Regions from separate parts of the Homo sapiens genome. Here region 2 is linked to region 1. A link is an interaction called in ENCODE POLR2A ChIA-PET data of the cell type or tissue named here. Cell type or tissue: HepG2. All regions are shown on one strand. Links, peaks and the distances in the headings refer to the core of each region. The heading gives the core; the rest is flanking DNA. Region 1 overlaps LOC105371771 (a long non-coding RNA gene). Region 2 overlaps CDK12 (cyclin dependent kinase 12).

Region 1 (4,393 bases), core at 318-4,317:
CTGCACAGGTACCCCAGAACTAAAAACAATAAAGGGTTCATGTGAGGCTTCCCTGGCCCTGAGGGATGGAGGCCTGGATGCCCACACCAAGGGAGTCTCCTCTCACCACCACACTCTATTGCTTCCTGGCTTGTCCTTTAGCGTTTTTTTGTTGTTGTTGTTTTGTTGTTGTTTTGTTTTTAATTTGAGACAGGGTCTCGCTCTATCGCCCAGGCTGGAGTGCAGTGATGCGATCTCGGCACACTGCAGTCTCCACCTCCCAGGTTCAAGTGATTCTCATGTCTCAGCCTCCCAGGTAGATGGGATTATAGGCGTGCACCACCACGCCCAGCTAATTTTTGTATTTTTAGTGGAGACAGGGTTTCACCACGTTGGCCAGGTTGGTCTCGAACTCCTGACCTCAGATGATCCGCCTGCCTCGGCCTCCCAAAGTGCTGACATTATAGGCTCGAGCCACCATGCCCGGCCTGTCCTTTAGCTTTTTTACATGTCTAACTTCCATTCTTCCTGCTATTCTTGGAAATGCATCTCTCTAGTTTGGAGAGGGAATTTTGGAGAGAGAATTCTGTCATTCTCAGTTCCCTTTAACTGTCTAAGTTCCTGAAATTCTACCACAAAATTCATACTATACTCGTATTCATTGAGTACCCACTATGGGTCAGATACTATGCTAGAAGCGTTGGCTACATTATTTCGTTAAATCTTGCTGACCACTCTTTCCACAGTATTAATAATACAATAATAATAACAGTAGTAATAAAACAATAATAGTGACCACTTAATGAAAACTCACTTGAACTAAGTGCTTTACATTAATTGTCATTTTAAAATCTCATTGGGAAATAACCTACCCAGGGTCAAATAGCCAGTTAGGAATGGGATGAGAAACCTGGACTTCTCTCCAGTACACCAGACTCTCTTGGGGGATGAGGACTTTGGCTGCATGGGTGGAGGAAGGGCAGAGGCATTGTGATGCCTTTCTCTTCCTTCTCATTTATTCTTTCAAATGGAGCACAGAGGCAGCAATATCTTTCCAGACTTCCTTGGGTGCAGAGGGCAGGCACCCCTGATGACAACTCCAGGGCCTGCCCTTTGCTGGGGAAATGTGACCATTTCTTGGGGAGGGCACAGCTCTCACAAGACTTACCAGACCCTTAGAGCAGTTGCCTGGTGTCATAGGAGGTAGGTTCCCATCTGTGTAGTGCAGGATCCTGCTCTGTGATACAAAAGGCTGATTCTTGTATTCATCCTCTGAGGATGGCTTTGGTGTTTGTGCAGGTGCATTTACCCTTCTGTATATGTGTGTGTGCATTTGTGTAATAATTGGTGTGCAAAGGACCAGGTGATTTGCACACATGCATGCAAGTCAGAACAGCCTGGATTCTGTGCATTTCTCTCAGGATATGTGTGTGTGAAGGGATGATTATCTGGTTGTCTGGGGCCTCAGAAAGGCAGGTAACTTGTAAATTTCCTCAAGCATGTGCTGGTGGGTGGAGTTCCCACAGGATGGAAAAAGGGGCTGGCCCCAGAGTTGAGTTCTGAGCTCAGCTCTCCACCTCTTCCTGCCCGTCTCCAGCTCGCTGCCTCCCCCTACTTTTCCCCAAGCTGGGCAGAATGCCCTCAGCCTGTGCCGGCTGGCACACATGCCACATGGTGCCTGGCGCGCGTCTGGGCAAGGATGACGCCCCCAGGACCGGCTGGGATACCAAGCCACCCGCTGCCTCCCCCACCTCCAGAACGGAGCGTCCCCATCCCATCCCCTTTCCCAGCCAGGGACTCGGGGAGCAGGCAGGGACACAGCACAGACAGATACAAACACACAGATGCACCCAGAGACGCCCACAGGCGTGTGCCCCAGAGGGACACAGACACAGGCGTTCACACAGGCTCGGGTACACACACGCACGCTCACACCCCCCCAGAGAAATTTATGAGTGGTCACCACTTGCACGGATCCAGACAGAACCTGACCCGCCTAGGACATTTAGGCAAATCCACCTGGTGTCTCTGTCCGTGGTGCTGAAACAAGAATGTTTGAACGTCCTCCCTATGGAAGCACTAACAGGAAGTAGAAGGGAGAAAAAGACCTGGGAATGGGTGGTGGACAAAAAAGAAGCAATGGAGGAGAAAGAAGAGAGGGGAGAGAGAAATCTGGTGGTAAGGGAGATAGAATGTAAAGGATTCCAGGAGGACCAAGGACTGTCTGAACCCTGGGACTAGGAGAGGAAGAAGAGGATGGAAGATGATCTCAGCCCCATCCCTGTCCCCTGAATGTGTGGCTCCTGTGGCCTCCAGTTACTCCTTCCATATGCCACCTTGCCCTAGATGACCTGAAAATAGTAGGGAAAGGAGATGGACCTGGGAAAGCCCTATAGTGGACCTGCAGATAGCTCCCTACCTGATTACTTATCTCAATTTGTGTTGGGCAAGTGGACAACACTGTTGATCTGGATTTGTTCTGGGGATTGCAGGGATTTAGTGACTGCTTAATGCTTATCCATCAGATTGGATTATGGGTTCCTTTTGCTGTCTCCTGAGGAAAAAACAACAACAACAACAACAACAAAAAAAAAAAAAAAAAAAAAAAAAAAAACTTCCCTTCAGAGAGATTGCATCCCTAATAGGGATGGCTCTCCCATCAGCAGCCCCTTAGTTGTGGAATTTATGTAACATGAGGAATGCCCACTCTTCTGGTGGGGAGACATCTTCAAGGACTGAAGGGGTTATCATATAACTAGGTGGAAGGGGATAAGGGAAGACGGGAGAGAGAAAAAAGAGAAAAGAGAAGGAGAAAGAATGTGTGTGATGGATGAGAGGATGAAAGAAGGAAGGAAAGAGGGAGGAAGAGGGTGGAGATGCAGATGGCAAGAGTAAGGCAGGGCTTGAGTGAACCAGACAGACTCCTGTGTCCAGGGAAGGGGCAGGGAAAGTGTGCCAGTTGGAGCAAATTGCTCCCCTCAAGTGTCCCAGGGGCCCAGATAAGACTGGAATTCCAGCCTAGTCCTGCAGCTGTTCACAGTGGCATTCTTCACCCAGAGCTTTGGGCAAAAAGACCCTGTGGGCCAGGACTACCGATGTGAGGAGCAGCTGCTCTGGCGAGGAAGGTGAGGTCAGATGCAGTCAAGTGCATGTGTGGTTTCCTCATGGGTGGGGTGAGGACAGTGGGTGTCTCCTGGGGTGTTTCCACCTATTCATATGTAAGCAGTGGCAGGAGGCAGATGCCACATGCTTGGGTAGGCCCTGGAGAGTGGGTACTGGGTTAATTGAGGATGAGGAGCAGGCAGAGGAAAAGGAAGAAGAGAGCAGAGGGAGAGGAGTAAGTAGGAAGAAAAGGATATTGGATCGTCTTCTAGAAAGTTCTGGACCTTCTGTTATTCTCTTTTCTTCCTACAATTTGAGAAAAAGGCCTAGGCTCAGCTGGGTATGGTGGCTCATGCCTGTAATCCTAGCACTTTGGGAGGCTGAGGCGGGTGGATCACTTGACTCTAGGAGTTTGAGACCAGCCTGGGCAACATGGCGAGACTCCATTTCTACAAAAATATAAAAAACTATCTGGGTGTGGTGGTGCATGCCTATAGTCCCAGCTACTCGCGAGGCTGAGGTGGGATGATTGCTTGAGCCTGGGAGGTGGAGGTTGCAGTGAGCCAAGATCTCACCACTGCACTCCAGCCTGGGTGACAGAACAAGATCCTGTCTCAAAGAAAAAGAAAGAAAAAGAGGAAGAAGGCCTAGGCTGCCAGCTGGGCACATCTACCTCAGTGTCTTTGTCTGTGGTATAAGTATAATGACAGTCCCAAGCTCATAGGGTTGTTGAGAGGATTATCAACTCATGTATAACGCTGAGTCAATTACTAACATATCACAAGCTCCAAGTGTATGTTACCTTCCATATTGTTGTTGTTGTTACATCTTGGTTTTGCACTGGATCATTGGGGATTTCTTTTTTTTTTTTTTTCTTTTTTTGAAACAGAGTTTTGCTCTTGTTGCCCAGGCTGGAGTGCAATGGCATGATGTTGGCTCACCACAACTTCTGCCTCCCAGGTTCAAGCAATTCTCCTGCCTCAGCCTCCCAAGTAGCTGGGATTACAGGCATGCACCACCACACTCGGCTAATTTTGTATTTTTAGTAGAGATGGGGTTTCTCCATGTTGGTCAGGCTGGTCTCGAACCCCTGACCTCAGTTGATCTGCTCACCTCGGCCTCCCAAAGTGCTGGGATTACAGGCATGAGCCACCGCACCCGGCCCAGTTCAGGAATTCTTCACGCATAACTAGACCTTCTTGCTATGCCCTTAGGTTCAACACTTTTAGGTCTTCCTTTGCACACATGGAGGACTGTGATTTCTTAGATCTTCAAATTTACTCCTGAAGAGAGGCAGCCAAGAGGTTTTCTG
Region 2 (4,393 bases), core at 1-4,000, 58 kb before region 1:
TGTCCAGTTAGATTTACTAGGCTTACTGACATGCTATTGGTAAATCGCATTAAAGTTCATCTGAACCTTCTGTCTGTTGACTTCTTAGTCCTCAGACATGGGCCTTTGTGTTTTAGAATATTTGAATTTGAGTTATTGGGCCCCACTCCCTGTTTTTTATTAAAGAACGTGAGCCTGGGATACTTTCAGAAGTATCTGTTCAATGAAAAAAAGTTGGTTTCCCATCAAATATGAATAAAATTCTCTATATATTTCATTGTATTTTGGTTATCAGCAGTCATCAATAATGTTTTTCCCTCCCCTCTCCCACCTCTTATTTTTAATTATGCCAAATATCCTAAATAATATACTTAAGCCTCCATTCCCTCATCCCTACTAGGGAAGGGGGTGAGTGTATGTGTGAGTGTATGTGTATGTATGATCCCATCTCACCCCCACCCCCATTTTGGGAGTCTTTTAAAATGAAAACAAAGTTTGGTAGTTTTGACTATTTCTAAAAGCAGAGGAGAAAAAAAAACTTATTTAAATATCCTGGAATCTGTATGGAGGAAGAAAAGGTATTTGTTAATTTTTCAGTTACGTTATCTATAAACATGATGGAAGTAAAGGTTTGGCAGAATTTCACCTTGACTATTTGAAAATTACAGACCCAATTAATTCCATTCAAAAGTGGTTTTCGTTTTGTTTTAATTATTGTACAATGAGAGATATTGTCTATTAAATACATTATTTTGAACAGATGAGAAATCTGATTCTGTTCATGAGTGGGAGGCAAAACTGGTTTGACCGTGATCATTTTTGTGGTTTTGAAAACAAATATACTTGACCCAGTTTCCTTAGTTTTTTCTTCAACTGTCCATAGGAACGATAAGTATTTGAAAGCAACATCAAATCTATACGTTTAAAGCAGGGCAGTTAGCACAAATTTGCAAGTAGAACTTCTATTAGCTTATGCCATAGACATCACCCAACCACTTGTATGTGTGTGTGTATATATAATATGCATATATAGTTACCGTGCTAAAATGGTTACCAGCAGGTTTTGAGAGAGAATGCTGCATCAGAAAAGTGTCAGTTGCCACCTCATTCTCCCTGATTTAGGTTCCTGACACTGATTCCTTTCTCTCTCGTTTTTGACCCCCATTGGGTGTATCTTGTCTATGTACAGATATTTTGTAATATATTAAATTTTTTTCTTTCAGTTTATAAAAATGGAAAGTGGAGATTGGAAAATTAAATATTTCCTGTTACTATACCACTTTTGCTCCATTGCATTTACTTCTTAATCTGTACCCCCTGAGCATATCTAATCATGTATAAAGGACGTTTTTCCTCCACTTTATCTTAGGGGTTCTCTGTCTCAGAATCATTATAGACTCATTAACTCCCCCTCCCAGCAAAAGGTTATCAGGATTTGAAGAGGTGCTTGAAAACGCTAGACTAGGAACTAGAGAATAAATGAGTTGGGAAAAACCATGAAATGTGATTTTTTTAAAGTAGAAAAGTTATACAAATAATGGTACCAAACCATCAAAAGAGTTGAGCTTCATGTACCCTGACTCCTCCTGACAGGAGAGGTAAGTGGGTTTGAGCTCAACTGTCATCAAGGGAAGTTGGTAAGAGGCTGTTTAGACCCAAAGGATAGTCTTAAACCAGACTTCACCACCCACCCTACCTCAGTTCCCATGTTATTACATGCAGAGTCAGCATGGGGATTAGTGTACCTACCTTTGCTGAGATTTCCCGATGCGTTGCCAATCCAGAAAGTGAATCAAAAAGTTGTTTAAAAGTTAAAATCTCTATTGTTTCCAAAATCTTTCCCATCTCCACCTGAAGACAGAATTGCTTCCCCTTCTCTTTCATGGCTTAGAACACAGGATAAATTTGCCCCTGTGGTATGTGCTGCAATCCTGCTAGTTATGACAAATGGGCAGAGGGCAGATAAAGTCCACTAGGAGAAAGAAAGAAGGGCGATAGGTATCTGAAGTTGTAAATGGGGTGAGCAAGTCATACAGGAAGGTTAAGGGATACACCAGAGCAAGGGAAATTAGAAGGAAGTTGAGTTCAAAAACTGGTGATGATGAGAGTTGCTAACCTGTTTTTGAATCCTCAAAAGTTTAAGTGGTGTTCCCTTTCCTGTGGGCTAAGTCACATCTTATAAGGAGAATGGAGAGCTCAAGATTGTTCCAATTTCTGGAATTATGTGTTCCTGGTTGCAAGTTCATGATTGGGGTATAAACTTCAACCTACTAGAAAATACTGTTTTCACTTCATAGCAGTGAAAATTGAAGCAGTGTCTTTTCAATTCTGGGCCTAAAGGCTGAGGACCTTACTAACCTAGATTTTTCTGTCATACCCAAGGCCATTTCTAACCAGAAACCATGCTGTTCAGTACCTCAATTTCTTAGGCACTGTTCTTTCCTAGATAGGCATCCTTAACTGTATGGTTAATGCCTCAAAGAAGTAAACAGTTAATGCTCTTGGTGCTGATCTTGGGATTTCCATTGTTATTAAAGATTGCCTCATAGCTTGACTGTTTTTTAACTATGGAGTGACTTTTCATATCCTAATCATCCATAAGGGCTAAGTGGAATGGGAATGGGGAATTCCTCAAGGGAGGAAGCACTCAACCATTCCAAGGGAGAGGTGGAACTGCTGAGTCTTCTGGTTGTCCTGAGAGGCAAGGTGAGCATTCCTGGACACTTTGGTTAATTTTACTGTCCAGGTGTGACAGTTCTTATCTGTAGGAACACCTCCAGTGTTCCTAATTAGGAATTCTCTCAAGTAGGAGATTACTCCAAGCCAGAGTTGAAAGACTGGGGGAGTACGACACCTGAAGGAATTACTGGTGGTACTCCTTACTGTACGCAACTGTCTCTCCATCTCCTATCCACCCACTTCTTTTCCCTATTTCTCTTTCTCCCCACTCACCATTCAACTGGAATAATTTAGGCCTACCATCGGTATTGATTGCTTAACCCTACCAGGTATTTAGAGTTACTGCTATTTCATTGTTTTGAAAGGTAATGAGAGTCAATTCAGAAGACAAATGTCTATCTGGATCCTCAACCTACTGTAGTGGAAAGTGAAGGAGAAAGTAAACTAACCATACTTTCTTATTGCTAGGAGCTATGAAAGGAGCTTTTCATTTGTGTTATGTAGGGTACAAAAGATTATTTTGTACCCTGGCCAGGAAAGGCAGGGAGTCATCTTTCTGTCTTCCTGCTTCCCCTCTTTCAACCTTCACCTTTTTATCCTCTTCTTCCATATCCTGAGATTGTTGCTTTTGCTGATGACATTTCTAAGCTCAGTTGCAGATGGTGTCTGTGGGAAGTAAAGCTTGGTGAGAAGAGGGCTCTCTGGTATCTAAGAGAAAGCAGATAAGAGTTGCTTTAATGTCCTGGTGATTAATCACTGGGGTGCCAAAACACTTTGACCACTGGATTTCTCTCATATCTCTTATCTCAAAAAATTAGTACTCCAAGGCTGAGAGAAAGAGACTGATACTGAGTTTGTCTTTCATACCCTCTAAGTGGGTAGTTTGTTAGTGGACCATTCTCAATTTGCAACCTTCAGCTACAGCATACTTCTGTGGAATAAGAAGGTATAGCCATGAAATAAATTTACTTAGACCCAGGTTCTCTAGGACCTGTAAATGGATGGACTTTTTGATATCTTGCTCTGGCATGTTTGTAAACTACAGATAGTATTGACAGCTCTAAAGGAATGAAGGGCATTTTATCCAGGCCAAACCAACCCTGAGGGAGGCAGCATGAAGAAACCTTTAAGAAGTCCACCATATAGCAGTCAGAGCTAAGTAAAGAACAAAGTCTGAGTCTTGGAGGATGTCTTTTCTCTACCTAAGGGGCCTATCTGATGGACTCTCTAGGAGGGGATCCTTCTCCCTCCTCAGTCTCAGAACTACAATAGTGCCTAATGAGGGACACCCTTGGTGAGGATCAGCTTGTAGATGACCCTCCTCACCAAGGCTAATGCAATTTTGAATGCATTTGGACCTGGAGAAAACAGGCTGAATTCAAAGACCTAAAGAAAGCTTAGTAGCCTGGTCCCTTTTTTAAAGTCTGGAACTTTTTAGTTTGGCCTTATACTAGTGTTAATATTTATAATTTCTGTTAGGGGACCAAAAGTCTCAGAAAATGAAGCAATATAAGAGGTGGAAATAAGGGTAAGAAGGGAGAACTAGAAGAGTCTGGTAGCTGGGCTGCAGAAAGAGACTTGGGGTATAATTCCTTATTTTTATTTATTTATTTATTTATTTATTTATTTATTTATTTATTTTTGAGATGGACTTGCTCTTCTTGGAGTGCAGTGGTGTGATCTCGGCTCACTGCAGCCTCCACCTCCCAGGTTCCAGCAATTCTCCTGTCTCAGC

Evidence for each region. Peaks named below come from ENCODE experiments on the same cell type or tissue, not always from the same donor. Only the 100,000 strongest peaks of a DNase experiment are listed, where the experiment ranks them.
Region 2: POLR2A ChIA-PET joins it to region 1 with 6 read pairs; 7 of 35 experiments call an interaction of 5 or more read pairs at or near these places.

Annotation. Positions count from the first base shown.
Region 1 is chr17:39,590,517-39,594,909 of GRCh38, forward strand. LOC105371771 (a long non-coding RNA gene) reads right to left here. Exons shown (of 3, transcript XR_934746.3): 3 at 4,216-4,390. Among named protein-coding and RNA genes, the nearest start is that of NEUROD2, 15 kb to the right of the region's middle. In HepG2, for the core only: no CTCF peak of the experiment used is centred there; a DNase peak (open chromatin) is centred at 2,015.
Region 2 is chr17:39,533,290-39,537,682 of GRCh38, forward strand. CDK12 (cyclin dependent kinase 12) reads left to right here. Exons shown (of 14, transcript NM_016507.4): 14 at 1-1,255. Among named protein-coding and RNA genes, the nearest start is that of NEUROD2, 72 kb to the right of the region's middle. In HepG2, for the core only: no CTCF peak of the experiment used is centred there; no DNase peak of the experiment used is centred there.